2 separate regions of the Homo sapiens genome follow, and region 2 is linked to region 1. Evidence: chromatin loops called from intact Hi-C (ENCODE). Cell type or tissue: MCF 10A. All regions are shown on one strand. Each heading gives the region's core, and the rest is flanking DNA. Links, peaks and the distances in the headings are about the cores only. Region 1 overlaps DNER (delta/notch like EGF repeat containing). Region 2 has its middle 88 kb from the start of LINC01807.

Region 1 (17,075 bases), core at 3,148-11,147:
GGACCTTCCAGGTGCCCTGGGTACTGCCTACAAAGCTAAAGAACAGGGTCTCCACCTACACGGAGCATCCAGTGTGGTAGCAAGTTAGCAGCATCTGCCTTATGTCAGGCCCTTTAGATGTGTTAACTTGTTTAATTCTCATAAAAACCCAAGGCGATGGGCATGAATCATCCCAATTTATAGATGAGGAATTAAGAGTTAGAGAGGTAAAGAAATTTGCCCAAAGCCATGTAGTCAATCCTGTGTGTTCTTCCTTCTTTCCCATGTTGCCTCCAAACGCATTGTCTAGTATGTTAGTTTATTAGGGCTCCCATGAAAATACTATAGCACTGGTTGAATTAAACAAAAACTTATTTTCCCAGAGTTTTGGAGGCTAGAAGTCCATGTCAAGGTGTCAACAGGTATGGTTTCCCCTGAGGCCTCTCCCCTTGGCTTGCAGACGGCCGCCTTCTCTATGAGTCCTCACATGTCCTTTTCTCTGTGTGTGAGTGCTTCTCATAAGGACACCGGTGCTATTGTATTACAGCCCTACCCTTATAATCTCATTGAACCTTAATTACCTCTTTAAAGGCCCTATCTCCAAAGACATTGGAGGTTACAACTTCAACATATGAATTTGGGGTGGAGGGCCTAATTTAGTCCTTAACACCTAGAATCTGAGTTTCTCAGTCACAAGACTGTTGGTATTTTGGACCAGATCATAATCGCGGGGAGCTTCCCTGTGCACTGTAGAATGTTGAGTCGCATCCCTGACCTCTACACAATAGATTCCAATAATACCATCCTTCCCAGGTGTAATGATTAAAAATGTCCCCATTGTCATATGTCCCCTGGAAGACAAAAATCCCTTTTGGAGAACCACTGTTCTAGATCCTTTTTATAAGATGAAAACAACTTGAAGAGATTTGAGAACATGAGGGTTTCAAATTGTTGTGAAGGGTGAGAGTTCATTCATCAGAGCAAAAGGATTTCTGGACAATACCTAGGAGGGCTTCTGCCCTTGTGGGTTTGACATAACACAGTCCATGGGGTGACTCTCTCCTGTACTGCTATCCCACAGAAGGAAACAGGCCCTGGGTATATCTGGGACTGGCTCATACCAAGCAAATGAGATAGAGCGGAGTAAGAAGGGAGAACCTGCCTGGTGATTTTTGAGCTAACGAGAACCCTGTTGAATGCTGTGTCCTTGGATTGGGACTCCTCTCTGTGCCCCCTATGAAGCCTCCAGCCACATGGTGAAGCTGGTTTCTAGCTAGTGCTCTTCCTACTTTTCACATGAAAAGACCACAGCCCTACAGCCTTGACCAGTTCAGCAAAGGCACGGTGGAGCCCAGATTCCAGCCCACAGACCCTGACCTGCTCCAGAACAGGACACTTTGCTGCATAAAGGTCTTAAGAGTCACTCAATTCCTACTCTCCCCAGTAAAAGGCAAAGCCTTCCATGGCCTTTCACCATCTTCCCTCTCAACACTGTCGCAAGGCAGGATTTAAACATCAATCCAGGACCCACCGGCTCTGGTTCCACAGTGTGTTTGCTCACAGGAGTACTTTCCCTCTCCCCGCCCGTCCCTCATCACACTCAAAAATATCCAAAACTGTAAGATTCTAGCTGTAGCCAGATGGCTTTCACACTTCGTGCAACAAATTCCCAGCGACTCATCTGTCAGTATCACCTCTGGAGCGTGATTTGTGCTTCCTGCTGCCTCAGGCAAACAGGACCTTCGAAGACCATGGTGCTGTGATCAGGACAACCAGGGGGAGGTCATGCCACTCACTCCCCTCGTACAGACTGAATTCAAGGCAAGAGTGAATTTACGGTGTTTGGGGCTTTTATTTGTTTTTACTTTATAGTCAGGCTGAAGTGAGTGCAGGGCTGTGAAGAGTGGTTCCTTTAATGATGCAACACAACTCAAAGGATGTTTTCCCTTCTTTTCAGCATGAGTGGATAAAATGTGAAAACCCATGACTTTCTGATTCAAGTCTAGGCCAGTTCCTGGGAGATCAAATATTCCACCTCACCCATAGTAGTTAAAGATATGGGGGCCGGGCGCGGTGGTTCACACCTATAATCCCAGCACTTTGGGAGGCCGAGGCGGATGGATCACAAGGTCAGGAGATCGAGACCATCCTGGCTAATACTGTGAAACCCTGTCTCTACTAAAAATACAAAAAATTAGCTGGGCGTGGTGGCGGGTGCCTGTAGTCCCAGCTACTCCAGAGGCTGAGGCAGGAGAATGGCGTGAACCCAGGAGGCAGAGCTTGCAATGAGCCAAGATTGCGCCACTGCACTCCAGCCTGGGTGACAGAGCGAGACTCCATCTCAAAAAAAAAAAAAAAAAAAAAAAAGATATGGGTCACAGAGAAAATAATCCTATTATATTAACATGATTGTGAGCTTTCAAATTCTGGCTAAACTCACTGGTGGTCATAGAGCCCTTTGGCGCTCTGGAATGTGGGACAAGATGCATTCATTTTGCTGTGTAGAGCTTTATTTCAAGGGAATCTGTGTGGGTGCGTGTGTGTGTGAGTGAGTGTGTGCATCTATCTCCCTTAGCCTCTCTTGTTGCTGGCAGGTTCATAATAGAAATCGATTAAAGAACAGAAATAAGAACAGAGGCAAGCATCTGGGCTCACATTAATCCTATTAAGTGTTCAGATGCTCTCGTTTAAACGAACCTGCTGGTTTTGATAACTGCACAGGTTTTCACTGAGTAATCGTGCTTCTGTCACACACACACACACAACACACACAATAAAGCCAGAAAATACTTGTGAACATGGAGGAAGTTGTGTAAGTCAATGCAGAGCATTCGTTGGTGTGTGGCAGACAATAGCTGCTGATGTTTCTTATTTCTTTAGTCTCTAATTTCTTATCCTTTTATTGCTCATGGCAACTAAGCCAGAAAAGAAAATAAATGTCAGAAGACCCAAATCAGTCAATATTTTCACTTGCTGTGATTTTTATAAACATTAAATTGAAAGGACTAAAGACAGAGGCTAAATTAAAGTTTTTGACTGTAAAACCTCCCTATTATTTATGTTACTGAGCCATCTACAAATTTCCATCTCCCTCCCTGGGCTTCCAAAAGGATGGATGATGAAAAGCCAGCTCTAAATCATATCCTCACTGTTCACACCATGAGTTTATATTCTCCCTCAGTGCAGAGGCTCTCTGGCTTTAATAGCCACATGGGGAAGGTTGGTAATTCTCTGTTTCTCATATTTGCCTCCTTGATCGATTCATTCTTTAAGTCAACAAATAGTTATTCAATGCCTGCTATGTGTCAGGCACTGTGCTAGTCACTGGGGCTATCTGGTGAGTAAAAACAGATAAAGTGCCTTTACTGGGGCGCTTATGAGGGGAAAAACATCAATCAATCATTCAAGTCAATGGAAAATCATAACTGGGAAGTATAAGCAATGAGGGGCCTGGTGTTCCAGGAGGGAGGAGAGGGAGGAGATGCAGGAGAGCTGACCTTGCCCCAGGGAGGCTGCCAGGAAGAGGGGAAAGTGAGCTAAGAGGGAGGGGTGTGCAGAAGAATGATGAGAAAATTCAAGGCAGGAAAAGCTGTGGGTGCAAAAGACCCACGGTAGAGGGACCACGGCTTGTGATTTGTTCCAGACATGGATTGCAACCCACTGTAGAGCAAAGGGCAGAGAAGAAATAAGAACACTGGGCTGGGCATGGTGGCTCACGCCTGTAATCCCAGCACTTTGGGAGGCTGAGGCGGGCAGATCACGAGGTCAGGAGTTCGAGACCAGCCTGACCAACATGGTGAAATCTCGTCTCTACTAAAAATGCAAAAATTAGCCAGGCGTGGTGGCACACACCTATAGTCCCAGCTACTTGGGAGGCTGAGGCGGGAGAATTGCTTGAACCCGGGAGGCAGAGGTTGCAGTGAGCTGGGATCGCACCACTGCATTCTAGCCTGGGTGACAGAGCGAGATTCCATCTCAAAAAAAAAAAAAAAAAAGAGAAAAAAAGAAAAGAAAAGAGAAACAGGCAGGTGTCAGGCCTGGTGGTATCTTTCATGTGGGTGGTGGGGGGATACAAAATCAGATTTGCATTTCAGAGAGATTGCTCCAGCTACCCTTTGGAGAATGGGGATAAGACCTGCAAGAATCAATGTGGAGAAATCAGTGAAGAGGCTGCTGCAATCGTCTCGGGAAATCACGGCTGGGATGAGAGTGGTGACAGGGCCATGTGGAATATAAATGTCAAGAGCCATTTAAACAGTAAATAGAAATACCTGGTAATGAATAGAATGTGAAGGGTGAGAAGGAAGGAGAGGTGGAAGGGGAGGCCCAGATTCCTGGCTGTTTTGTCCAGAGATACTGCAATTTCTTTCAAAGGAGTGCAGGAATTGACATTTATTGAGTCCCCTTCTATGGGCCAATTTCTCTTCTAGGCACTTTAAAATACAACAGAAGCTCATTAGAAGGAAGGGGCTGGGGAGGGGAATGGAGTGGAAGGGAACCATATTCTAGAAGAAGCAGATCTTAATTGAACAAAAAGAATTGACAGGTTCTCCCAGAAAAACGGAAGTGATTTGAAAAAAAAAAAAATCAGTTCATTTTAATGAGTATTTGCTGAAATCTGACTATATAGCCAAGCATTGAACTAGTTGCTGAGGGGTTCAATTGTGCTGTAGTTAAGAAAGAAAGGCCTTATGTAAGAAGACACAAGAAGTCAGAGGTGGAGGGAGGGCAGAAAAAGAGAGAGCAGGATCAGGGGAGCATGGGATGGGTAGAGAGGAAGAGCAAAAGAGAGACCCAGAGTTATCAAGATGGAGACAGAAAAGAAACAGAGAAAGAGACATAGAAAGAGAAAAAGCCAAAAAGATAAAATAGAGAGAAAGAAAAACTGGTCCAGAACATGATGGAATTACACTGGGCAGACAGCAAGGTCGCTGCCAGAAATGTTGTGGGCCCCTGCAGAGTGATGTCTCCAACTGGCGTAATGACCTTGAGCACTGCCCTTGGAGGGTCACCAAGATGGTGGAGCATATGGGGGCTGGGGGTACAATGTGAGAGTTTGAGAGACAATGGGACACAGCAGGATTCTTGCTTCCCAAGTGAAATACATATTCTTGCTTCCCTTATTAAAATAAAATGTATTTGATGCTATTTTCTTTTTATTAAGTACTTTTTGTAACTCAGTATTGAGAGTGTTTCTAGATGGGGAGCACTGGACCATCAGGCATACAGTTGCAGCTCAGTGCCAGTGTGTCACATCTTCCATTAAGGCCATTCATGGGCACTTGTGGCAACAGAGGATACTTATAAAAGGAGGAGTTTCTGCCTCTCCCTTAGGAGGACACGGGCCTGGCATTGTCCGTGAGGTGGTAACACAAGGGAAGCATTAAGCACAATGCCTGGCGTAAGCACATCATGATGTGATGTGTGGTCACCTGGCCTGTGAGGCAAACGTGATTTTAAAAGACAACCTGGGTGCCGTACTTCTGAAATAGGTGCCCACCTTGCAGACACAGCAAAGGCCCTAAGCACCATAGCCCTGAAGGACGCCATTACCCTGAGCCATAGTTTCACATGGTCAGCAAAGACCGCTTACTAGAGAAGCACAATAGCACCAGCTCAGCACTGACATGGTGCCTGGCTGATTAGCCCAGATTTCACCACCCAGGAACTTGAAGATCTAAATTTTTCCAATACGAAACAGCCTGTTTATGTTTGGCTTTTTAAAACCTACCCTTTTTCCTTTTCATAGCCCCATCCCCTGAGATTAACCTCGGGGCTGGATCTGGTTTCCTGCTTGGCAGTAAAACTTCGATTCACTGCTCAATATTTGATTCCAAACTCTGCATTTTCTCTTTAACAACAGGCTGTTCTCCTCTCATTTCCTTAGCACACAGGTTGAGGAATATAGAAGATGCTTGATCAAACTGGGTAAATTGAATTTGCTAGAAAAATAGAATCAGAGGGCCAAATAACCTTTGCATACATAAATACAGAAGAGTTCTTTTCTTTACCAGTGCCTGTTTTGCACAAACATGCATTAAAAGGCTTGGAAAAACATCTTCCAAAATTGACAATTGTTTTGTTAAGGGATTCTTTTATTAATTTAAATATGTATATTCATGTTTTCTAATTTTCCATTAACAGAGATATGTTATTGTGTGATATAAGCGGGTAATATCATCCATGCTGTGATGGTTAATACTGATTAACTGATGGTTAATACTGAGTGTCAACTTGATTGGATTGAAGGATACAAAGTATTGATTCTAGCTGTGTCTGTGAGTCTGTTGCCAAAGGAGATTAACATTTGAGTCAGTGGGCTGGGAAAGGCAGATCCACCCTTAATCTGAGTGGGCACCAGCTAATCAGCTGCTAGCATGACTAGAATATAAGCAGGCAGAAAAATGTGAAAAGAGAGACTGTGACCTAGCCTCCCAGCCTACATCTTTCTCCCGTGCTGGATGCTTCCTGCCCTCGAACATCAGACTACAAGTTCTTCAGTTTTGGAACTCGGACTGGCTCTCTTTGCTCCTCAGCCTGCAGATGGCCTATTATGTGACCTTGTGATCGTGTGACTTAATACTTAGTAAATATATATATATATATATATTCCATTAATTCTGTCCCTGTAGAGAACCCTGACTAATACACATGTTTTATGGGTATTTTATTTGTAGTAACACAACTCTAAATTATGTCACCGATTACAAGGGAAATGATGACCATTCTTTATGTCTAACCCTTGATTGGCAGTAAGGAAAACAGATAATATTAGAAAAACCCTAACTTTTTAAAATATTTTTTTAGTGGAGAGATAAGAACATTTCCTATAGTCTATAAAGGGAAAAGACTAGACTTATTAGAGGAGATTTTCTGAGATGCAGGGAACAGACATTATAATAAACGCACTGCTAGTAAAGAAATTGTTTTTTAAAAGAAGAATTATACTTTTTAATATGCAGAAAAGAAAATCTTTGAAGATGTTAAAAATTCTGTAACTTCTGTAGATGTACTGAGTGTAAATCATAATTAATTTATATTTGGAAAGGAAACAGTTCTTAAATATACAGTAAAAACCAAACGACCACTATCTGGAGTTATCTCCTTAAAAATGAGCATTCTCCCTCAAAAACATTTAAGAAAATCTGGGACTATATGGAAGACGACAGCTCACTTGTGACTGTGCTTATGAAGGACACTGGAAGCCAGGAGAAATTGGCAGTGAACCTGCTTTAACGGAAACAGTGTCTAAAGGCCTTTGACTTTAAACTTGTCCATCATCTGGGGAATCTTTCTAGCCATGTTGATCTAAACATTTCTGAAAGCTTTCTCTTGGAATTGGCTTCAGGACTAGGTTACAAACTAGTCACACTGAGAAAAATCAATCTCTTCACAATGTTTTAGCTATGTCTTATGACTTTTTTTTTTAATGTTGCTTTTGGCCACTAGAGGGTGGATTCTACTTATTATCTAGGCAAGTGAAAAAGGAAAAAAAAAAAGTTACTCAGGAGTTTAACAAAAGAGGAGGACTAAAAAGATAAGTGTGGGGAGGGGGGAGGGATAGCATTAGGAGATATACCTAATGCTAAATGACGAGTTAATGGGTGCAGCACATCAGCATGGCACATGTATACATATGTAACTAACCTGCACATTGTGCACATGTACCCTAAAACTTAAAGTATAATAATAATTAAAAAAAAAGAAAAAAAAGATGTCTTTTACAAAAGGAAATAGATGGCACAGAGGGATGCAAATGAATCTGCCAGGTTATATTTAAAGAAGAAATCCCATTCCCTTTAATAATAAAACATAACATTCAAATATTTCTCTACAGCTTGCAAATTCACCAATATGTCCTCTATAAACATATGGTGTCTACAGTTTAAATTATCCATTGTAAAGTGGCCTATTTTTCTTACTTTTTATTTAAAATATTTTTAATGCAAATGTTTGTAATACCATGATTAAAGCACCAAGATTAAATACTAAGTATAATGACAAAATAATATTTTATAATTTGAGTTAAAGATTATTGTGCTATGTGTGTTTACATATAAACAGTAAGAAAAGCATTTTAATAAAATAATCCCATACCCTCAATTGATTATCTAGCATGTTTATAAACACATAAAAATGGCTGGTTTATAATTGAGGTGAGGAAGATGATAAGAAAGTTTAGAAAAGCAAAGGTAGACATACACCCTCACATTCCAGAAGTTTTTCATTATGGGATGCACAAAGATGGGTGCTGGGGCCAGCAAAGGCAACAAATGGGTGGGAGGGGGGAAAATCAAAGACTAAGACTCTATTATGGCACTTTGAAGAGAAAATAAAACCTAGATAATTACTTTTACACAAGTATGCATACTAACAAAGAGAAATTTTAAACGGTATAAAAGTATAGAAGAGTTTTAAAATGTTTATTTCCTTTTAATTTATTTCACAATCAATTGGTTAAATTTGGTTTAGTTGACCTCTTAGTTACTAATAGACATTCATTTGAGGTATCCGCACTCATCACACTTGGGTCTCAGTGCAGTCCCCAGACCAGCAGCATCAACACCACCTGGGAACTAGTTAGAAATGCGTGTTCTCAGGTCACACTCAAGACCCGCTGATTCAGGGACTCTAAGGGTAGGGCCCAGAACTCCATGACTTAAACCCTCTAACATGGTTCTGATGAGCACTCAAGTTTGAGAGCCACTAAGCTATAGAATAGAAAAGTATACAACGTCTCCCACAATCTCTGACTCTCACAAATGCGGGGAAATGGTAGGGGTTGTCCAAGGAAAATGCTACATATAGTGTGGTTATGGGATTTTTTGTGTTTTGTTGTTGTTGTTGTTGTTGTTGTTTTGAGATGGAGTTTCACTCTGTCGCCCAGGCTGGAGTGCAAAGGCGCAATCTAGGGTCACTGCAACTTCCGTCTCCTGAGTTCAAACAATTCTCCTGCCTTAGCCTCCTGAGTAGCTGGGATTACAGGTGCCTGCCACCGTACCTGACTAATTTTTGTAATTTTAGGAGAGACAGGGTTTCACCATGTTGGTCAGGCTGGTCTCGAACTCCTGACTATGTGATCCGTCCGCCTTGGCCTCCCAAAGTGCTGGGATTACAGGCGTGAGCCACCGTGCCCAGCCGGTTTTGTATTTTAACAGCCATGGCATCTCCTAAGCGCGTTTAACTAATCCAACCGCAAAACATATGGTCAGAACATGTACCAGCTATGGGCATATAAATAAACCAACAGTGAAACATATAGTCAAATGATCTACCAGCCATCGGCACATGGACTAAAGGAAGCTACCCTCCTCTCGAGGTTTACATAAGGGAAAAAAGTAACACAAAGGAATCCCAAAGTGACAACAAATGACGTATTGGAAAAGAAAGGCCAGAATGAGGGAAAGTAATAAGGATATAGCTGTGGCACAATGTGTTCTAGTTCCTCACTGTATGACTAGGAGTCACACATGCCTAAGCGGAATGAGGATAAACAAGTTCATATTCAAATTCGTGAGGGCAATTTTTCCCACATCTCTGATCTAGCTTCCTTAACCCACAGGAATAATATTTTTGCAGAAAGGAATGTCAGAAAATGGAAGATATTAGAAGTATTTAATACAGCACCAAGATTAAGATTTTGAGTAACATACAGACCAGTAGGTAATATTAAAAATAATATTATAGTTTTGTAAAGATTAAGTGTGTTTCAAATTGACTATCATATACTAGACATTTGTGAATTAGCTTTTTGCATTCCTAATTATCTTGCCGAAAATTTGCTCTGAAGGTAATTTATGTTGCTTATCTTTTAAAATATATTTTGAATAAAACATAAAAGCTCTACTTTAAAAAGGAAAGAAAGAAAAAAGCATAAACAATCTAAGGTAACAATTTTTGCAAACCAAAAATTGGGAACCATGATCTGACAAAGTTGCGCTGTTTCCAATTATATATCAGAGGTGGCCTCATAGATACATAGTTTGGTAGCAAAGTATTTGTGTGATGGAAAACAAAATACTGTGACTGGGATTATTCCAGAAAATTTTGGTACACGGAGTCCACAATGCAGACCACGATTATCTTTCTGGCTGTATTTACTTTCATTCCCCTATCACTGGGGACATTCACAGGCACAATGCAATCGTGTCATCCTCTAAGCTTTCTATTAGTCATTGCCATTCTCGAGTAAATATGCTAAATCCTAAATATTGTTAAACACCAGGGAAATTTCTCATGATCCTTTAAGAACAGTTTTAGAAGCACACACCTTCCACTTGGCCACTATCCCTAAGGGCTACAAATGCCCAAGGGCTGAAGCTGACAGTCAGGACTTCAGCTAAAGAATTTCATGGGGAAATTCAGCCTTGATGCAACTGGATTACAAAGAAAATTTCAAAATGTAAATAAATCAGAAATGACAACTCAATTATATGAGTAAATTCTGAATTCTCTTCCAACTTTCTTTATTAAATTAAGGATGCCTAAACACACAGCATTTGTTCATTTAAGAGTTGATAAAGCAGTGAAAAATCAGAAGTGTGTTTTTATTTGGTGACTTAAGATTCTAGGAGAATATATATGTTAATAACCTGAAGGGAAAAATGAAACTTCTTTGAAATAAAGCCAGGAACAAGGCTCAATCTATATGGAATTATGAGGTAAGTAAAGAAGTTTTCTCCTAGACATTCCTTATCACTTGAGTAGGCAAGTTCAGGGGACCTCACCATTTCTTTTCAAGCAACCAAAGATTAAACACTGTTTTTCAACTTTCTTTCTCCTCAAATCTGCTTACATATATAGAGACAATTTATATATATATATATATACACACACACACACACACACACACGTGCACACACACACACAGACACATCACATCACATTCTTCACATATTTAGGTTTAAGGTTATGGTAGATTGAAAAAAAAATAGCTACAAGTTCTGTGCAGCTCCTCCTATCAAGAAACAGAGTCTATAAGCTTGGCCCTGTGACTTGCTCATGCCACTGGGACATTGGCAAACAACAGAAGAAGCAGCTTTAAAGAGAGCATGCATATGGGACCTTGTGTTCTGTTGCTGCTTTCGGAACCCTACAATCGTGGGAAGAAGCCCCGACTGGTCTGCTGGATGAAGAGAGACATGTGGCTTAGTTGCCCCCATCACTCCAGCTAACTGCCAGCAATATAAGAGGGGTCATCCAGGACCCGGCAGTCCCCAGCTGGCTTGCCAGCTGACCACAAAAGCATGAGTGGGCACATGGAATAGAGAAGAGACATCCCAGCTAAACCCTGCCCAAATTATCAACCCACAGAATCACAAACAATAAGTGGTTTTCTTAAGCCATCAAGTCTTGGAATGTTTTGTTACACAGCAATGACTAACTAATACAAAGGTTGATTGCCAGGTACAATGTCTAACTTAAATAAATAAAACCACAAAGATAAACTTTTAGGCATCAGAGACCTGGTAAAAAAGGTATTTTTACGGAGTAGTAAAGAGGAGTCTTCTCAAAATAGTACCACCAGGTACTACATATTCCTTAGTTTAGACCTACTTTAATTGGGCTTATCCAATCTAAAAGCAACACCTACTAATGAATTGAACCTAGGACATTCACTCTGATCTGAGGCATCAGAAACCATCTGGTAGAGTAAAATTGAAACATGATCTTGGTAATCATCAACATATCATTAAGACTTCAGTCCAACCAACTAAGGACCTCTTTAGGCAATTCCTATAAAACCAAGTGGGATTGTAATTTTTTAATGATTTTGGCAATATGTTTATTCACAATATAAACTGTTTGGTAAAAGATAAACATGTGCCTAACAAGTTAACAACATTTGATTGTGATTTTTTTTAACTTTTATTTTAGGTTCAGGGATACACAGGCAGGTTTTTCATATAAGTAAATTACATGTCTCAGGGGTTTGGTGTACAGATTATTTTCTCACCCAGGTAATAAGTATAGTACACAGTAAGTAGTTTTTCGACCCTCATCCTCCTCCCCACTCAAGCAGGATCCAGCGTCTATTGTTCCCTTCTTTGTGTCCATATGTACTCGAAGTTTAGCTCCCACTTATAAGCGAGAACATGAAATATTTGGTTTTCTGTTTCTGTATTAGTTTGCTTAGGATAATAGCCTGTGGATCCATACATGTTACTGCAAAAGACATGATCCCCTGCTTTTTCATGACTGCACAGTATTACATTGTGTATATGTACCACTTTTTAAAAATCCAGTCTACCACTGATGGGCATTTAGGTTGATTCCGTGTCTTTGCTATTGTGAATAGCGCTGTGATGAACATATGTATGTATGTGTCTTTCAAATTCAGGAAATGCAGAGAACACCTATGAAATACTACAAAAGAAGGCCATGCCCAAGATAGTCATCAGATTCTCCGATGTCAAAAATGAAAGAAAAAATGTTAAAGGCAGCTAGAGAGAAGGAGCAGGTCACCTACAAAGTGAACTCCATCAGACTAACAGCAGACCTGTCAGCAGAAACCCTACAAGCCAGAAGAGATTGGGGACCTGTATTCAACATTCAAAAGAAAAAAAAATTATAACAAGAATTCCATGTCCAGCCAATCTAAGCTTCATAAGCAAAGGAGAAATAAGATGCTTTTTGAACAAGCAAATGTTAGGGGAATTTGTCACCACCAGACCTGCTTTACAAGAGGTCCTGAAGGAAGTGCTAAATATGGAAAGGAAAGACCATTACCGGCCACTACAAAAACACACTTAAGTACATAAAGCAGTGACACTATAAAGCGGTCACACAAGCAAGTCTGCACAATAACCAACTAAAAACATGGTGACAGGATCACATCCACACATATCAATACTAACCTTGAATGTAAATGGGCTACATGCCCCAATTAAAAGGCACAGAGTGGCCGGTTGGATAAAGAAGCAAAACCCAATGGTATGCTATCTTTGAGAGACCCATCTCACACACAATGATACCCATAGGCCAAAATAAACAGATGGAGAAAAATCTACCAAACAAACAGAAAACATAAAAAGGCAGGGGCTGCTATACAAATAGGATTTTAAAGAGAGCATTGAGGCACTGCATAAAGAAGCACGTGAGTGAGATGGAAGAGGAAATGCTGTTTTGAAAAATCAATACCCGCTATGAGTTGACAATGTTCTGGGATTTAAAGAAAAGGTTATGTATCAATCTGCTTCAGGCAAACCTAAGAGCTCTGAATCTTCATTAAAACTGAAGCTGTTCTGTAAAAGCATTCAGTGAATGCAGCAACTTTCACAGTGTGCTTTCAAACTGCAAATTAATGGGCATGATAGAAAACAATGGAAGAAATACAGGGCATTGTCCCCAGGTTGTTGTATAAATCCAAACCAATGAAGAATTTAAATGCATAGTGAAGGCTACAAGTCCAGAAAAAAGTAGGACATGCAGCAAATCTCCTTATTGGTGGTCTAATTGGGACTCAGGAAGTAGACTACCATAAGTCACAATATATCTCAAACATCACCTATAATGGCACATTGTTACAGAGTTTCCAATCCTCCATGATTGACATTGACGGCAAATCATTTCCACTAAGCCAGTCTTGTGGGAAGGCGTGCTACTGAAGGAACATGTCATCAAAGCTATCTCAAAGTAGAGAACTAAAAACAACAAAAGTCAAATATGAAAAGGAAAGAACATTTCAGGGACTATAATGTCACCAGAGCCAGGTGAAAAGAAACAACATCAAAGGAATCCATGACATATAATCATCAATGCAGGAGGTTTTCAGGGAATCAGGTGGTAAGAAAAATTGCTAGTAGGCATTGGGGACCCCAGAAATGAGAAGAGCTAATCAAGAGAAACTACCTAGGCTGAAGGGTGCATAGCTGTCATGTGGTTATGTCTGCATTTCTCATTTGAGTCACAGGAAAGGAAGTTTCTTTAATTAGGTGCATCCGGCAGGCATCAAATCAAATAAAATCATAAGCTTCAGTCACAGGTAGTTCTCAGCATCAATTTCAAAGAAGTGGATTGCTGGATCTACAGAATGAAGCAAAGACAGAAGAAGGGGGCTCCCTACCTAGATGCGGTTCAATACCCTTGGAAGTCAGAGTTGCGCTTCTCTGTGCTGGGAAGTAGGAAACGTCTATTGGTCAAGTATCATCCATTGAACTATAATGAAGGCCACCTTTCATGCCAAGCTTTGAGGCATCCACTTAAAGATCCATCTCAGGAGCTATGCTGAGACAGAGGAGTCTGGAATCTTGTTCTTGTGATTGGTTCAAACATAAGTGAGAGCCCAGGTTTGCACCTAACTTGGGGTGTCACATGTAGGCTTCTGAGGATTAGGGTTAAAATATCACCTCCGCCTCCTGTTGTTTAAACTCTCAATGCCTCCATTACCTTATCCTTAAATAAAAGAATAGGAATACTCCAACGGGGGGCAAGTAAGAGAAAATAAGTGTCAGGTGTTTGGCACACAGTCTATTATAAATGCAGTAAGCTTTCATAGATAGTCGCTACTCTAGTCAAAGCCAGATGGGATGAAGTCACTCTCTGGGTCAACAGAGCTGAATCAATGTGGCTGACAAATCCCAATTTAATATATTAATTTGAAGTGGCTATTAACACAGCTACCACTTGAAAAATCTGGTTAGAATACCTAATGGGTACGATGTACATTATTTGAGTAATGGCTACCCTAAAAGCCCTGATTTCACCACTATGCAATCTATGCGTATAACAAAATTATACTTACACTTCATAAGCTTATACAAATTTTTAAAAACAGAAAAATTTTTCAGTCAGTTATTTACCCTTGGTGAGTCAAGGCCACTTTTGACCCCATTTGCTATTTACTCTGAGCTAACAGAGGCTCCAGCAGGTCCCAATTGCCTGGATTCAAGTCCCAGCTTCATCCTTAACTGGCTGTATTGTCATGGGCAGAGAAATGACAACAACAATGGGTCCCACTTCATAAGGACTATGGGGATTCAAGAAGCCAATTCAATCAAAGAGCTTTGCCCAGCATCTGGCACTTAAATAGTTATCACCGGAGTCACAGAAAGCCACCATCAAGGCAAGCAGTCGCTTAACCCTGCAAGAAGTTGAATGTGCACCCATTATTCAAGAATGCCCACTATGGCCATTTCATCTCACCTCCAGTCCAACTCTAACCTTGAACCTCATATAAAAAGAATAAAAACACAAATGTAAAAATGTCCTCAGTGGTCTTTCCCAAGTAACGGAATATCCAATGTCTGCGCTAATGCTCCACCATTTTATAGATTTCAAGGTGGAGGACCATCTGTATCATTTCATTTGAGCTTCACAAGCCAGTTATGTTTGTCTGCATTTTAAAGGTGAGAAAAGTAATGCTGATAGAGGCCAATGGCACAGCTGTTCGGAGGCAAAGCTGGTACTTAAATTCAGCTCTTCTCAACGCTAAGCTCAGGCCCCTTTCCATCCAGCCAAGGAAGAAAGGCAAGGCATGCAGGATTTCAGTTCTAAAATCCAGATTCACAGACATTCTCAACAGTGAAAGAAAACAGTGATTGGATCATAATAATTTTCAACCACATAGTAAGAGTCAATGGCTTTGTTACAAAATAGTGGTAGGGAGGTCCCCATCTGACCCTCCAGGGCCATAAGCTTGATGAGAATGTTCTGATACTGTGCTGGCAGGGCTGCAAAACGAGCTGTCCTCAGAAATGCATAGGTTAGTGACGTTAAGTTGTTACCAGCTGCCATTTGCAACTTTCATTCCAGGCAAGATGACGTAAAATGATTTCTGCTGTCCTCACAGACTCTGCTAACTCCTATTTTTAGTAGGCAAATCTCACACCTTTTCAACACTACTGCAGCAAAGAATGAGTTCTGAATGATTTGAATTTTGAGGGAAAGTCAGGGAGTGGTGGGAGCAGAAATCCCTTACAATTAAAGACCAGTTCATTAACGTTTTCATACATATGGATTAACCAATTTAAGTGAGGTGAAAAAGCAGCCTTGTGAATAGATTTGTAATATCAGGAATCTCATAAAAATTTCATGCTCCACCAGCAAGTGCCCTTGGCTTAACAGCAGTGTCCTTCCTCCCCTTGTATTAATTTCTCAGGTCAGAAGCCTAAAGAAGGCAAATATCACGAATTCTACCTGAATGCCCCCACAACTTACAATCAAACAAGATGAAGATGGAGAATGGCTGTGGCCACAGTTTGGAAGCATGCTTAGGAAAGGTACCTTAGCGTCTGGACGTCTAGTGGAGCCTGACTCAGCTCCTCACGCCCTGGGCAGTGCCCTCTCATCCTCCTCCCTCCCCTGACTCCCAGGATACCGCCCTCACCCTGCAACCTCCCGACCTCCCAACTCACTGCTGGCTCCTCTGCCCTCTCCTGTGGCCACTACTACCTCCAACCTCAAAGCAAGAACTCTGCAACTCTCTTCCAATTTTTTCCCCTTTCTTTTTACACTCTCACCCTCTCCTATCTTGATGGCTTCCATGACTTTCTCTAGCATCCATACAATGGGAACTCTCTCTATATTTTTTCCCCTGGTTTCAGTCTTGTTCCCACATTCCAGCCCCAAGTAAGAACCATTTACCGACACATCCATGTTGCTCAGCCTGCTGTACCCAAGCCCTAAAGAGGGTGCGTATGCACATTTCCCATTTCCTCTGAATCACCCAGAGGGGTCCTTTGACTCCATTCACACCCTTGTTCCCCGCATCCAACTGACAACTGAACCCTGATGATCCCGATCCTCACATAAACGTTTAACCCATCCTTTCATTCCCACACACAAGTTCATGCCTTTATTTCTATTGGTACTTGCTAGAAGATCTCTATCTTTTCATCTCTTTTTGACCATAATATATGCCAAATACTATGAGAATAATCTGTCTAAAATACATATCAGCTCATATATACCCAATAATGCCAAATGTCTGCAAGTCTTCTTAATCCAAACTCCTTAGCATCTACATTCTCCCCACATGTGTCCCCATGAGCATTTTCAGCCTTACTACCTATTGCTGCATCTAATGCATCTTATCCTGCAGCAAACTGGATCCACTCTTCTTTGAACTCCTCCCCCATGACCCAGGACTTCCCCCA
Region 2 (17,075 bases), core at 5,451-13,450, 730 kb before region 1:
TCCCCCACCCTCAGGCGCAATCACTACCGCCAAGGAACCAGAGTTAAGGCCAGCGCCCTTCTGGCCTTTATTCTGGATGAATAACTAAAGGGGCTTGCTGTGTGGGCTGGACTGAGACTGCTCCTGATTATCAAGGAGACAGAGCTTTACTACAACATGGATGCAAGGAGGGATGCAAGGAGGGAACCCTTTGAATGCCTGTTACTATTAATGTAAAAGTTAATAGAAGTTTATAGCAACCCCCCTATAGCAAGCATCCCAAAGGGCCCAGATCCCTTAGGAATAAGAGTTTTGGTCACCCCACTGGGTACAGAACATCATCTGAGATTTGGGCTGAGGTTAGAGGAAATATCAAATGAACTCTGGAGAAGGATAGTATAAAACTAATTTTTTTCTAGGATTTTACTTTGATGGTGTTCTGGAAATAATTTCCCATTTCTTTAGTGTTTTTTTTTTTTTTTCTTCTCTCACAGGAGAATACATTACTTTCTATAGCCTCTCCCTGGCTTCATATCCTTGTTTATGATTCAGGAGTATTTTTATTGCAGGTCTTTGTTAAATGAATCCTGTTAAGCTTGAAAATATTCTTAGTAAAATTTAATGATAATCTCTTACAGTTCAACGTCCATTCGATAGGATATAAAATTAAAAGGTCAGTTTCTTTACCTTCAATACCCTTAAGAAATTAATTTCTTCATGCATCCAGTATTGCTATTGACAAGTCTGATATCATTTTGATTCCTTTTTTGTTATTATATGATCTACTATTTTTCTCTCTGTCTTAGATATTCTGAAGTTTCACTATCCTGCTTGTCCATGTCAGTTTTCTTTTTCTTTTTCGTTTGACACCCTGTGGTGTCGTCAGTATAAGACCTTTCAGTTTTCTTTGTTTCTGGAGAATTTATATTTATTACTTATTCAAATATCTTCCTTATGCCTTTCTTCTTTTCCGTCTAGATCCCATTTTATCTGGATTTTGGTACTTCTCTCCTCCATATCTATCAATTTATTGTTCTTGTTTCTGAATCTCTGTGGACTCTTTCTAGGAGAGTCTCTCACTCCAATCTTTCTGTTGAGTTATTTGATTGTCAGCAGTATCAACTTTGGGGAAGTTTCATTCTAAAATTTGAATACCTTTCGTATCTATTGGTTCCACTGCATTCTTTTTAATGAGTTCTTATTGTTCTTTCCTGTACTTATTTTGTACTCTTATCTATTCAAGTATATTCGCATTGCTTGCTTTAAAATCCCAGAACATATACTACAATAAGATATACAAGGATGTCCAGCAGGCCTCTGACCTTCCCTTTGGAGTGACTGTACTCCTCAGGTCTTAAGTCATTTGGGCCTGTGGCTTATGTTCCCAGGGGAGGACCTGCTACTCTGGATGATTAAGTGTGAGGGGACAGAAAGAAGCCCAAGCTGCAGTGAGAGCCCCAAGGCAGAGAAGATCTGTCCAGAGCAGAGGGAATCACTGCGGCTCACTCCTACTGAGCTCTTTGGGGCCATCCCATCATCAGGGTTTTACTCTGAAGACAGAAATAAGCAGTATTTGGAGCCCAATACTCTTCTAGATCGTAATCTGTCATTTTGTCACCTGGAGCACTTTCTATTTATTATGTGATTTTAGAATGTAATTCTTACTGTAGAAATAAACTTAAAGCAGTACCATTAATAAAATTCTTGAAAACTATAAAGCACTAAACACCTGTAAGTTATTACTTTACTGCTAGGTGCAAAGAGGGGTTCAGCATGGATAGCTCTGAATGCTGTGAAAAGCTGCTCAAGATTCACAGCCTTTCAAGGGTTTTTTCTTTATAAAAATTCAAATTTCTCATCTACCTAAATAATGATGTAATTTAGATATGTTTAGGCTTTCCACGAGTTGTGTCTTGATACTATCTGTGAATTGATCCTATAATCTAAAAAACAATCTACTGAAAAAGCTAAACATATCATTCAGGGTCGGTCGAGTTAGAGAGGCAGAAACCACACAATGAGTTGAGCAAAGAAAGTTTAATGCAAAGAATTAATAACTAAAACGGGGGATTGGAGTATTGAAGAATTGGCTAGAGAGAAGTAGAGAGAACTCTTAAGAATACAGAAGTAGCTTGGATTCCTAGGTATTTTATTCTCTTTGAAGTAATTGTGAATGGGAGTTCACTCGTGATTTGGCTCTCTGTTTGTCTGTTATTGATGTATAAGAATGCTTGTGATTTTTGCACATTGATTTTGTATCCTGAGACTTTGCCAAAGTTGCTTATCAGCTTAAGGAGATTTTGGGCTGAGACGATGGGGTTTTCTAAATACACGATCATGTCATCTGCAGACAGAGACAATTTGACTTCCTCTTTTCCTGATTGAATACCCTTTATTTCTTTCTCTTACCTGACTGCCCTAGCTAGAACTTCCAACACTATGTTGAATAGGAGTGGTGAGAGAGGGCATCCTTGTCTTGTGCCAGTTTTCAAAGGGAATGCTTCCAGTTTTTGCCCATTCAGTATGGTATTGGCTGTGGGTTTGTCATAAATAGCTCTTATTATTTTGAGATACGTCCCATCAATACCTAGTTTATTGAGAGGTTTTAGCATGAAGCACTGTTGAATTTTGCTGAAGGCATCTATTGAGATTATCATGTGGTTTTTGTCATTGGTTCTGTTTATGTAATGGATTACTTTTATTGATTTGTGTATGTTGAACCAACCTTGCATCCCAGGGATGAAGCCAACTTGATCATGGTGGATAAGCTTTTTGATGTGCTGCTGGATTGGATTTGCCAGTATTTTATTGAGGATTTTAGCATCAACGTTCATCAGGAATATTGGCCTAAAATTCTCTTTTTTTTGTTGTGTCTCTGCCAGGCTTTGGTATCAGGATGATGCTGGCCTCATAAAATGAGTTAGGGAGGATTCCCTCTTTTTCTATCGATTGAAATAGTTTCAGAAGGAATGGTACCAGCTCCTCATTGTACCTCTGGTAGAATTCAGTTGTGAATCCATCTGGTCCTGGACATTTTTTTGTTGGTAGGCTATTAATTATTGCCTAAATTTCAGAACCTGTTATTGGTCTATTCACAGATTCAACTTCTTCCTGGTTTAGTCTTGGGAGGGTGTATGTTTCAAGGAATTTATCCATTTCTTCTAGATTTTCTAGTTTATTTGTGTAGTGTTTATAGTATTCTCTGATGGTAGTTTGTATTCCTGTGGGATCAGTGGTAATATCCCCTTTATCATTTTTTATTGCGTCTATTTGATTCTTCTCTCTTTTCTTCTTTATTATTCTTGCTAGCAGTCTATTTATTTTGTTAACTGTTTCAAAAACCAGCTCCTGGATTCATTGGTTTTTTTGAAGGGTTTTTTTGTGTGTCTCTATCTCCTTCAGTTCTGCTCTGATCATAGTTATTTCTTGCCTTCTGCTAGCTTTTGAATTTGTTTGTTCTTGCTTCTCTAGTTCTTTTAATTGTGATATTAGGGAGTCTATTTTAGATCTTTACTGTTTTCTTGTGTGGGTATTTAGTGCTATAAATTTCCATCTACACACTCCTTTAAATGTGTCCCAGAGATTCTGGTATGTTGTGTCTTTGTTCTCACTGGCTTCAAAAAACGTCTTTATTTCTGCCTTCATTTCGTTATTTACCCAGTAGTCATTCATTAGCTGGTTGTTCAATTTCCATGTAGTTGCATGCTTTTGAGTGAGTTTGTTAATCCTGAGTTCTAATTTGATTGCACTATGGTCTGAGAGACAGTTTGTTGTGATTTCTGTTCTTTTACATTTGCTGAAGAGTGTTTTACTACCAATTATTTGGTAAATTTTAGAATAAGTGCAATATGATGCTGAGAAAAATTTATATTCTGTTGATTTGGAGTGTAGAGTTCTGTAGATATCTATTAGGTCCACTTGGTGCAGAGCTGAGTTCAAGCCCTGGGTATCCTTGTTAACCTTCTGTCTTGTTGATCTGTCTAATATTGACAGTGGGTTGTTAAAGTCTCCCATTATTATTGTGTGGGAGTCTAAGTGTCTTGGTAGGTCCCTGAGGACTTGCTTTACAAATCTGGGTGCTTCTGTAATGGGTGCAGATATATTTAGGATAGTTAGCTCTTCTGGTTGAATTGATCCCTTTACCATTATGTAGTGGCCTTCTTTGTCTCTTTTGATCTTTGTTGGTTTAAAGTCTGTTTTATCAGAGACTAGGATTGCAACCCCTGCTTTCTTTTAGCTTTCTATTTGCTTGGTAGATCTTCCTCCATCCCTTTATTTTGACCCTATGTGAGTCTTTGTATGTGAGATGGGTTTCCTGAATACAGCACACCGATGGGTCTTGACTCTTTACCCAATTTGCCAGTCTGTGTTTTTTAATTGGGGCATTTAGCCCATTTACATTTAAGGCTAATATTGTTATGTTTGAATTTGATCCTGTCATTATGATGTTGGCTGGTTATTTTGACCATTAATTGATGTGGTTTCTTCATAGCATCAATGGTCTTTACCATTTGGCATATTTTTGCAGTGGCTGGTACCGGTTGTTCCTTTCCATGTTTAGTGCTTCTGTTCAGCAGGCCTGGTGGTGACAAAATCTCTCAGCATTTGCTTGACTCTAAAGGATTTTATTTCTCCTTCACTTATGAAGCTTAGTTTGGCTGTATGTGAGATTCTGGGTTGATTAGTATGTTTAGTCTTTTCTTTAAGAATGTTGAATGTTGGCCCCAACTCTCTTCTGGTTTGTAGGGTTTCTGCTGAGAGATCCAACTTACAAGGGATGTGAAGGACCTCTTCAAGGAGAACTACAAACCACTGCTCAATGAAATAAAAGAGGACACAAACAAATGGAAGAACATTCCATACTCATGGATAGGAAGAATCAATATTGTGAAAATGGCCATACTGCCCAAGGTAATTTATAGATTCAATGCTATCCCCATCAAGCTACCAATGACTTCTTTCACAGAATTGGAGAAAACTACTTTAAAGTTCATATGGAACCAAAAAAGAGCCCACATACCCAAGACAATCCTAAGCACAAAGAATAAAGCTGGAGGCATCACGCTACCTGACTTCAAACTATACTACAAGGCTACAGTAACCAAAACAACATGGTACTGGTACCAAAATGTTATATAGACTAAAGGAATAGAACAGAGGCCTCAGAAATAACGCTACACATCTACAACCATCTGATCATTGACAAACCTGACAAAAACAAGAAATGGGGAAAGGATTCCCTATTTAATAAATGGTGCTGGGAAAACTGGCTAGCCATATGTAGAAAGCTGAAACTGAAGCCCTTCCTTACACAATATACAAAACTTAACTCAAGATGGATTAAGGACTTAAATGTAAGACCTAACACCACAAAAACCCTAGAAGAAAACCTAGGCAATACCATTCAGAAGATAGGCATGGGCAAAGACTTCATGACTAAAACACAAAAAGCACTGGCAACAAAAGCCAAAATAGACAAATGGGATCTAATTAAACTAAAGAGCTTCTGCACAGTGAAAGAAACTATCATCAGAGTGAATAGGCAACCTACAGAATGGGAGAAAATCTTTGCAATCTACCAATCTGACCAAGGGCTAATATCCAGAATCTACAGAGAACTTAAACAAATTTACAAGGAAAAAACAACTCCATCAAAAAGTGGACAAAGGATATGAACAGCCACTTCTCAAAAGAGGACATTTATGCAGGCAACAGCCATATGAAAAAATACTCATCATCACTGGTCATTAGAGAAATGCAAATCAAAACCACAGTGAGATACCATCTCATGCCAGTTAGAATGGTGATCATTAAAAAGTCAGGAAACAACAGGTGCTGGAGAGGATGTGGAGAAATAGGAACACTTTTACACTGTTGGTGACAGTGTAAATTATTTCAACCATTCTGGAAGACAGTGTGGCGATTCCTCAAGGATCTAGAACCAGAAATACCATTTGACCCAGCGATCCCATTACTGGGTATATACTGAAAGGATTATAAATCATGCTACTATAAAGACATATACATACATATGTTTTTTGCAGCACTATTCACAATAGTAGAGACTTGGAACCAACCCAAATGTCCATCAATGATAGACTGGATTAAGAAAATGTGGCACATATACACCATGGAATACTATGCAGCCATAGAAAAGGATGAGTTCATGTCCTTTGCAGGGACATGGATGAAGCTGGTAACCATCATTCTAAGCAAACTATCACAAGGAAAGAAAAGAAAACACCACATGTTCTCACTCATAGGTGGGAGTTGAACAATGAGAACGCATGGACACAGGGTAGGGAACATTATACACTGGGGCCTGTCAGGAGGTAGGGGGCTGGGGGAGGGATAACATTAGGAGAAATACCTTATGTAAATGACGAATTGATGGGTGTAGCAAACCAACATAGCACATGTATACCTATGTAACAAACCTGCATGTTGTGCACATGTACCCTAGAACATAAGTATAATAAAAACAAAAACAAAAAAACATAATACAGAAGTAGCAAACATTAGAAGCAGCTACAACCCTCTAGGTCCAAGATGGAGAACCTGGGAAGGAGCCACCTCCACGTCTCTCACCTCTTCAGGGGCGAATTGCATTCCTTGTTGGAAAGGGTGTGCAATGGTCACTGGATGGGAGAGAAATCACAGTCTCTTTGCTGATGCAACTTGTGGGAAACCTAATATTTTGGGTTGCCAGGAAACATCTGTTCACAAAAAGGTGCTGCATCTCTGGACTCATTGCAAAGCTACCTGAGGGATTCCTGGGCAATTGATTCATGGAGAGGTGATGTACTGGTGGCACTCTGCTGTGATGACGCCTGAGGAGGTATCAGGGAAGCTGCTGGCTGTACATGATGCTGGCCAACCTGTACTGCAGGAACTGGGCCCTGGTGAATGTTCATGGTGGAGGAACCTAGTGAGAGATGTGCACCAAAACCAGGAAAATAAACCCTTTCCCCCTAGAGCAAACGTACAGCAGCACCGCCTACTGACAATATTGTACCAGCTGACAAAGGAGAACTATCCACAGGGCCCATCTCAGTTACTGCAGAATAAGGAATGGAGAGTGAATTTGGAATTGAGAGACAATAAGTGGATGACTGTCACAGTCAGTGTTAACAATGAGGTTTTGCTCTTTAGGAATAAGTTATCTGAAGACAAAGCAGGAGGAAGGTCTGTCTTGGTCCTGGATCACTGCTGCTAAAACTTAAGCATGCAAGTCAATCACCTGGGTGTTTAAATAGATTTCTGGGCCCCATTATGAGAATTCTGATTCAAGAGGTCTACAATGGGGTCTGATCATTTACATTTCTTACCAGTTCCTAAGGGATGCTTGATACCGTCTTCTCCTTTTACCTTTAGGTAATTTATCTATCATGAAGAGTTTCTTATTTTTATCACCTAGTTTTATGACCAGGGCCACACTTTATGTAGAACACTCCTTCTGTTCTCTTCTAACTTAGTTATTATACACAAGGAGAAGATAATCTTGATCTTTCTAAAAGCATACATTTGAAATCTTTAAATAAAAGCAGTCCCACACAACTGCATTTCTGATCATTTAAAAATGTATTTTCTTTTTTTTCAATTTAGGATTTTCTAAACAGATTAAAGAAAAGTAATAACTATAGTAATATTTTCTCAATTATTCTAGTACAGTATCTACTCACATCACATATTTAATATGACTTGGAATTGTCAATTTCACATGATTTAACACTACACAAAACATTTTCAAACTGCATGAAAATGTAACCAACAGGTTTTTCTATTGAGAAGTTGTAATATAAAAACGTACAAAAAGATTTGAGGGGAAAAAAAGTAAAAACTGTCCTGACAGCGGCTTTCCTTTGTTTCAATATGGGGTTAAATGTTAAGAATAAAGATAATTTGACCTAGCTCTATTTTTCCTAAGGTTTATAAAATATCTTTCTTTCATATAACTGAAAAATATGGTAACTGTGATATCTCTTTAGTCTTAGTAAAATAAACATGTCTTTATTAAGTTATAGGATGGTAATGAGCTTCACGTTGAGCTGAGGCACTAACCTGAGTTTATGCCCCTGGAGACTTTTGCTTTTCAGGCAAGCATACCTCAAGGTATACATGTCACGTTGTTTCAGGTGACCTTTAATTTTATCCCATAAAATAATGTTTGAGCTTATCTCATTTTGCCAATTATTTCCATGACTTACTGACACTCTTGCCAATAAATCAGTGAGGCTGTTTTCTTAATGTATAGAGACACATTACAGAAAAAGCCTAGGTGTGAGTCACAGTTCCTGGGGTTTTCACGTGAATTTACCAACAAGCTTAGAGGCCTTCAACAAATGCTTATGTTTCCCTTTCTGGGCCTCAGTTTTCTCAAACGTAAAAATGACAGATTTAAAGAAATTATTTCTAATGAACTCTCTACCTCCCTGATTTTATATTTTTTATCAAATATCTTAAAATATAATATTGTTGGGCTTTATTAAACAGAGCTCATCCAGAAAGGTTAATAAAATCACTGGGGTTTTTCTCTTTTATTATGATTTTTGAAATAACTGTATGAGTCTTTTGTTAATATAGATAAACAGTGTTGTATAATGGTGGACACGTGTTAATGTCTGGGCTGTTGTCCCACTGATTTTTTTTTTAATAACAATACTGATAACGGCAAATGAGGTATTAGCCTAGTCGGTGTACCACAATAAAAGGAACCACTATGTGGTAGTATAATGCAGAAAATGGTAGGAATCGGGGCTCTAGCTGTAATGAGATGTGCTTTGTCTGGTCATATGGTCTTCAACTTGAATTATTTAATCGATATAAACTATAGTGAACTAGTGACTTAGAGAATATTGATAACACTGTCAGATTGTTTATAAATAATACCAGCATTATACATTTTATAGTGAAATTCATTCCAAATAATAATGCTGAAATGTTGGCATTTTTCAATATTTCAAGAATGTTACAAGATTAATGAAAAAAATAACAAGTACAATGTTAATTTTTTGAATTGGCACTATGAATTATTAATTGTGGAAAAAGGATCGGGCAAGCAGAAAAGGTTTATTAATTTATTATTTTTAATTTTTTTTTAAGATTGGGTTGTTGACGTATCATTTTCCTCATTGCCATGCAGGTGTGAGGTGATGTCTTTTCAGTGATTCCAGATGAGGCATGGCCTAAAGCAGAGAATGACGCATTCTCAGATCATGCGATCGTCATAACTGGGCTTCATCCACCTTCCCAGAGATTTCCTGAGAGGCTCCAGTTCAGACCTTAACACCAGCCACTACCCCACATTTTCCCTCCACCACCACACATTAGCAGGGGAATAGAACAAAATGGTGAATTCAGTGGGGAGAAGTCCCTCCACTGGAATTCCCTCATGGGGAGATTATTCTCTCCTCTCCCAATGGGAAAATGCAGTAAGTGTCCCCCAGAAAAGGGGAGATGCAGAAGACACTTATGAAGACTTGGGTGAGTGGCCATGGTTGAGGTGCTGCTAGGAACCCCACAGCAGAAGGAGCAAAGATTATAGAGGACTGAGGCCCCGTGAGATTTCAGTTATTGGGAAAAAAATAAACAATAGTTGCACATGCATACCCCAATGAGGTAATATTGCTGAATGTACATCTATTACAAGGCTTTTTCTCCATATTAGAGCTAAATTTCAGCTGCCATCTAATTTCCTGTTAGAATTAGCACATTAGTAGGTTTGGATTTTGTGACGCATCTTAAAATTCTTCGTTTTTGCATTTCATTTGTCTTTTTGTCTCCTGTACCTGGCAGAGTGCCTGGCACAGAAAATGCACTCAATAAATACAGAACTAAAAAGACACCGAGGCAGGAGAATCACTTGAACCCGGGAGGTGGAAGTTGCAGTGAGCCGAGACGGCGCCATTGTACTGCAGCCTGGGCAACAAGAGCGAAACTCTGTCTGGAAGGAAAAAAAAAAAAAAAAAAAAAGACGTAGTGTTTGTGTGTTTGTGGTTATTTTGAGGATTTTTCTCATGGTATTTTCATTACTCAGTTTCCTGTGTGCTGTTCTTGAGGCAGCTGTTGTTAGAACAACCACACATATTAAAATAATCCACAGAATGTTAAAAAATACTGATGCCTAGATTCTCCCTACTTAAGATTTTGATCTAATTGGTCTGGGGTGTAAGCTGGACGCAGGGGTTTATAAAAATTCCCAGGAGATTCTAAAATACAGCCAAGATTGGGAACTACTGTCTAGATTATCTTCCTTCTTACCAATTCTTTCTTCTGCTGTATCTAATCTACAATTTTACCCATTCATTGAGACTTTAATTTTAACAATTGTGATTTAAATTTCTAAGACATCTTTTATTATTTTTAATTGATCTTTCTATTTTGCTATAGTGCCATTTTCTTATAGTTTCCACACCTGCTTTTATACTTTAATCATTTTAAATTTGTTTTACTACTTTTATGGCTAATTATTTTATAGGAAATTCTTCGGAATCTACCCGTCCTACTTCATGTGCACTGTCTCTTGCTTACTGAACCTTGTTCTCTTGCATGTTTTATAAATTTGAATTGTAAACCTAACTTAAAAAGAGTTCTATCTGGAAATCCTGACAGCATGGTTTCAAGGAGTTTTGATTTGTCTTTGGCAAAATACACAACAGTATCTCCACAGCCCTATAAATCCTGTTTTATATACATTTCTGGTGTTCTGTGTTTCTAAATCACAGAATATTTATACCTCCCCACTTCAAATCACTGTAGTGGACAGGGCTGGGGTTTAGAATTCCCAGAGAAGCATTTTTTCCCCTGCAGCCAGCAAAGGGTAGACAATGTTGTTCTTTGCCAAATGTGTTAGCTCTCTTTAATCATTACCTGCTTCTCCCAGGCTGAAAGTTTCTTTCCCTAGTTCCACAAAAAGCTGGGAGCCCAATCCCCTGGTTTGATCATTGCCCTTCCCTGACACCCCTCCAGGAAAGCTGTATCTCAGTTCATGTTATTTGCCCTGTGGTTTATTTCTGCTATAAGATTTCACTTCTTTGTTGGTACCTCAACTATGTGTTGAAAATAATGCTCTGATTACTTTATCTGGCATTTCTATGGGTTTATCTCAAGGGACTTTGCAGATGAGTCTATCTTCTTGATCACCTCACCCTCGTCCCATTCTTATCCCATCTTAACACATTGTGCATAACAGATGCTCCAGAATGCTCTTTGATCTCAGTGTCTACTCAGCCTCACTACTCCATCAGCCCCTGCTGTCTTGCTGGAGCCCTCAGTTACAAAGAGAAATATTTATCATCCTTTTACCTCCCTCATGGCTTATTGACTCAATTTCTTTCACATGTGTTCATGACACTTAGAGTGCTACCAAACTTGCTCCCTGTTATGGATGAAAGCGTTTCTTAATAGCTCACCTGTCCCAGGATGGTTGCAGGCCACAGAATGATCACTTTAAAATAGTCATGGATTTCTAAAGTTTTTAATGATTTTGAAAAAAAAAAAAAAAAAACCTAACTTTTTTCACCAAAGGGTCTTGCATGAATGCATTTTTTGTTTGTTTTGTGTGTGTGTGTGTGTGTGTATTTGAGACAGGGTCTCACCATGCTGTTGACTAGGCTGTAGTGCAGTGGCACAATCTTGGCTCACTGCAACTTCCATCCCCTGGGTTCAAGCAATTCTTTTGTATCAGCCTCCAGAGTAGCTGGGACTACAGGGACATGCTACCAGGCCCCACTAATTTTTGTATTTTTAGTAGAGACGGGGTTTTACCATGTTGGCCAGGCTGGTCTGGAATTCCTGACTTCAAGCAATCTGCCTGCCTCTGCTTTCCAAAGTGCTGGGTGGCATAAGCCACCGTGCCCGGCAGGATGTATATTTTTAATTAAATGAGTTCTACAAAATATATGAGATTGCTGGTTTTCTTTAATGTACTTATAGGTAAAGTCTGGCTGGTATCATGTACTTTACATTATAAACTAAAGTAGAGACTTGTGTATTTGCTACATATTCAAATTTACTTTGTTGATGAGGATACTGGGAGGTTGTGCTGAAAGATTCTTCTTTATTGATTGCACACATCTTAAAGGGAAGAAAGTGGTTTACAAAAGACATTTTAAAGGACTTCTAGAAAGATAATAAAATAGTAATCAAGAAAAAGAGATGGTTGCTCCAAAATAATATGGTGGGAAAACAATAATAAAAATAACTGTAATGTAATTGGAAATTAGTTTTTAAATTATATTGGTTTACTTAGCTTTTCAAAAAACAAAAGAAATAAAAGATAATGAAAATAACATCCATCATCAGATTTCTCAGACTGCATGAAAATGTCCTTGCCCTTAGTTAAAAAAAAAAAAAAAATCAGTGTCTGTTGCATGTGATTAGCCAGGCTTGGTTTTGATTGTTTCCATTACGATCTTCTTGTTAGAGTGTAATGAGATGCAGTCCTGCACGTATGAATACCCATCGCCTGTCACTGAGCCATCTGTCCACAACTTAAAGGCATGAAAACGCTGTCTGCAGTGAATGAGAAAAATGGAAATTTATATTAGAATCGTTCCTTTTTGTTCTTTGTTCATGATTGAAAGCCACTCGACATCTATTCACTGGGATTCAGACATTTAACAGGCAACCTATCTAACAACTTTAAAATGTATTCTAAAATTGGGGTCTATTTTGACATCTGGACGTTGGCCAATCTTTTCCCTGAACCAGCTTTTTTTTTTTTAAGAAAGCTTTAAAAAATAGACTTTATTTTTTAGAGCAGTTTTAGGTTTATAGAAAAATTGAGCAGAAAGTACATAGCTCCAGTGTACTCCCTTCCCCCAACCTCACTTTCCCCTATTAACATCTTGAATTGGTGTGGTACATTTGTTACAATTCACAAACAAATATTGTAGTTTAACTGTGCCCCCAGATCCCCTGTCTTTTACCTATGCATGTTCCTGCCGCAATCCCTGGGGTTCACTGAGAGGTTTTACTGCCTCTATAGTTGTTCATTTTATAAATATTATAACATTGGAATCTTACAATATATTGTCTTTTCAGACTTTTTTCATGTAGCAATATGTATTGTACTAGTTTTTTAATTGTCTTTAATTTCGATTTTTAAAAAATTACTCACCAGTCACATCACTAATGTCCATTACCAAGTTAAAAAAATTTGTCAGGAAAACATTTAAACAAGTTGCCAGAATAAGATTAAAAAATGTACTCAATACTAAATAGCTCACTTTATAAATGGAGATAAATAAGAAAGGAAAATAAAACAGGGTGATGATGTGTGATAGAAAGAGATATAGGCATATCTCTTTGAATTTTTGAGCCTCAGTTTCTTCATCTCTGAAATGGGGATACTATTATGACATTCCAAGTTCTTCACGGTTAGACATCTTATGTGATGTATATTGAAGGCACTCAATGGCAATGAAGGAAACAGAGAAGAAGCAGAGAAGAAAAGTCACAAGAAAGAGGATGAGAAGGATGAAAATGCTAGAAGAGGAGGGAAGATACAGAAGTAGGAGGAAGGAGGAGACTTTGCTGTAACCTAAAGTAAAAGTTGTTTCTGAGAACAGGGTTTCATCACATCAGGATATGAGACTGTCTTGATAGGTGTGATGTAGAAAAATATTTACCTTTTAGAGGGTCTCCTGGCCATGGGAACCTAGGTGATGTTTCAAGAATCATTTTCTGAAATCAAAATAACAGCACAACAGCTAATGCCCATTTCTCTTCCTTAATGATTTTGAAAATATATATAAAGAAAAAGAATTAGACTAACGATAGTGGAAGAAAAATGGTAATACAATATAACTATCATATTTTAGCTATTTCAACCCAAAATACTCCTTTTTCCTGGTTTTCCATCAGTCTTATCTCTAAATATTACATATCAAAGTAACTATTACAGTCTTCTTAAATATGGCTGAATGTTAAAGATCAAGATGTCACTTTGCTAATAACTATGAAACTACATAAGAATTTGTTTCAACCTAAGAAACATGAAAAGGCAAATAATTGTTAGGGGTTCTATACACCTAGATAATGCGTTTTACAAGGAAAGTTTCTTCTTTGAGCTAACACAACTGATTTAATCTAGGCAGCCCGTAAGTTTTCCTAGCAGTAAGGATCCTTGGAAATCTTACTTGAGGAGAAGGGAAACTCTTTTAGGCATCTGTGGGCTGGCGTCCTTGACCCCTCAAGAGTTATCTGAACTCTGCATATCCCAGGGGTATCATCAGAGTTATACCCTCTCCAGAGAAGATGCACCAACCACATTGCTCACACAAGTGGACAAGACTGACACCTACACATTTTGAACCCTAAGTCTCTAGTTCCTAGAATTCCTTTCCCTGAATCTACAAAGCCAAGGGACACTCAGGGTGAAGAGTTAGTCTGTCCCTTCCTCCTCAAACTCCTGGGGCACCCTCAGATCATCCTTAGGCACGCCCACCTTCTCAGTGCTGGTGAACCAGTGTTTTATCTGAGAGTCTTCCAGAGCCTTCTAGTTCATGTTTATTTATGATTCCCGGAGACCAGCCCTAGTCTCCTTTTGTCTCTGAGGTAAACAGCCCTACTGCAGCCTCGTCTCTCTCTCATCAGGCTCTGTGGGAGCTGAGACAGATGACACTTCTTTGTGTCCTGGCGTTATGCAGACACACAGAGGAGTGCCTTTCAGATCCCCTCAGGACTGCTGTGCTCATAAGACTGGTTGGCTGACAACCCCAAGTTTTTTGCTCCTTCAGGATCCACCCGACTCATGCTCAGAGCTGCCTCCAGAAAATGAGCAAGGGCCTCATTGCAGCCCAAAACAACTCAGCTCTAACAGGCCAGCTTTCCTGCAGAGCAGCCCCTTGGGCTGACAGAGACTTTGTCAGCCTGCATCACAGCCCGGTGGCTTCCCTGTTGCTGTTCCTTTTCTTTCTTTGGTGTGTCTCCTCCACAAAACTTTTGCCTTCCTAACTTGGTCTCGGCATCTATTTCCTGTGTCAGGTATTACCTACACAATGAACTAAACCAGTCCTTAACTGAAGAGGGTGAGACCCATGCTGGGACTCCAACATCATGATTAAATGATGACTAGAAGGTAGAGACCAAGTCTCCCTCATGGCCCACAAGGATTGTGCATAATAACCTTTCAATAAAGGTTTGCTGAATTCCATTTTCAAATATCTTGTGCTTCAGAATTCATCTTTGGATACAACATTTTTGCTTTTTATTAACATAGCCATCCTCCACTTCCCCTAAAGCATACATATGTATGTGTTGGGCAGAAAGTCTACACTTTCTTTGCTTAGGCATGATTGTACTGATTAAAAACCACCTCACAAATTCAGGTTAACCCCTTGACTGCTGCAATCTCCTGCCTTCACACAGGAAGGATGCCCCTTCTGTTCTTCATTCTTCCTTCCTTGGTGTGACTTAGTGTCTCTGCAGCTCTTTTGGCAGGCTGTGCTGGGATGTCATTTTCCAAGAAGGGGTCCACTTATTCAGATGAATGCCTCCTTTATTTATTGTAAAATGTTTTGGCAGCTATGGCAAATAGAGATTAGGTGTGGGCTGCTTTGCCTTTGAACACAACTTGCTGAAACAGTAGGGGACGCATCTCCCACATTCCGGGAGGATATGCCATCTAATAAGTCACATGGAACCCCTGAAATTTCCATTCACAAAAGGATCACATGGAACCCCTGAAACTTCCATTCACAAAAAGATTGCTTTGGGTAGGCAGCACATAATAAGGTGCCTTTTCTGCAACATTATTAAATAGAAAGTTTCTTCATGGTGCCAGGAGGTTATATTCCTTGTAAAAGTTGTGTTCCTTCACAAGTTGTGTTCCTTCACCATTCATAAAGGACTGTTGGGAGATAGATTTGGGCATTTGGGGAATTAGCTTAATTTACTTCTTGAGCAAAATCTCCAGGAAATCAACATCTGGCTCTTCATTTCCTGTCTACCAGTCATCTTTTGTACTCTCTGTCCTTTGGTATTTTCCATGCCAGCAGCACAAACTGGAAGAAACCAAGGACCCTCTGATCACCTGATCCAGCAATGTTGTTTTACCCTTTTTAGGTGATCTCTCTTGACTTTCAATTCTAAATCTCTCCTGTCTTTTCCAGTTTGACATTCTCCTCTTTGGTTCTTCTTGCTCTTGAATCCTTTTACACCTTCTACCACCTAATGATAAGCTTCCTTGGGCTCAGTTTTGGTAAAATTACTCCTTATCAGAAATTTACTCTTTTTTTGTTGTTGTTGTTGAGACAGAGTCTCGCTCTGTCACCCAGGCTGTAGTGCAGTGGCGCGATCTCGGCTCACTGCAAGCTCTGCCTCCTGGGTTCACGCCATTCTCCTGCCTCAGCCTCCTGAGTAGCTGGGACTACCAGTGCCTGCCACCATGCCTGGCTAATTTTTTGTATTTTTAGTAGAGACGGGGTTTCACTGTGTTAGCCAGCATGGTCTTGATCTCCTGACTTCATGATCCACCTGCCTCGGCCTCCCAAAGTGCTGAGATTACAGGCGTGAGCCACTGTGCCCAGCCAGGAATTTACTCTTACGACTTTCAAATCTATACAACATTCACTGAATATCTGAATTGAAATCCCATTTTGCCTAATTGTCTATGAATTATGAATCAATATTTCCTAATCTCTATTCAAAATCAGTGGTTAATTTCAAATGGACATAAGCCTCTCAGGAATGCAGCGTGAAGCTCTTTATTCAAAGCATAGTTTTTAAACCTGAGATCCACAAAACCTTATGATGGCCATTATTATAGGTTCCTTAAGATTGTGTGCCCAACGGTGTGTGTGTACATATATTCAGCTGTATGAACGAAGCACACAAACTGAAGAAGTGTACACATAGTAGAGAAAATGGACATTATTCAGAGTGGATATATTGTGGGTGAGCCCAGATAGAACCCATTAGTCTCTACAACAGAGAAAAAATGGCAGTGATGGCTTTGGTTTCCTTAAAACAAAACTCTCCTATAATAACCTGAAGCCTTCAGTATTTCTGTGGAAACGTATTCATCACTCCTGCTATTTTCTTTGATGAAAGTTAGTTTGAACAATCTCTTGGCCCTTTTCTGCCGCCTCACA

Evidence for each region. Peaks named below come from ENCODE experiments on the same cell type or tissue, not always from the same donor. Only the 100,000 strongest peaks of a DNase experiment are listed, where the experiment ranks them.
Region 2: a loop joins it to region 1, with 11 times the contacts of the local background. A loop is called at or near these places in 2 of 110 quality-filtered maps.

What each region holds. Positions count from the first base shown.
Region 1 is chr2:229,424,119-229,441,193 of GRCh38, forward strand. All of the region lies in intron 8 of DNER (delta/notch like EGF repeat containing), which reads right to left. Among named protein-coding and RNA genes, the nearest start is that of PID1, 160 kb to the left of the region's middle. In MCF 10A, for the core only: CTCF peaks have their summits at 7,418 (motif pointing right) and 7,619; DNase peaks (open chromatin) are centred at 7,423 and 10,283.
Region 2 is chr2:228,690,891-228,707,965 of GRCh38, forward strand. No RefSeq gene overlaps it. Among named protein-coding and RNA genes, the nearest start is that of LINC01807, 88 kb to the left of the region's middle. In MCF 10A, for the core only: a CTCF peak has its summit at 8,712; DNase peaks (open chromatin) are centred at 8,261, 8,721 and 10,011.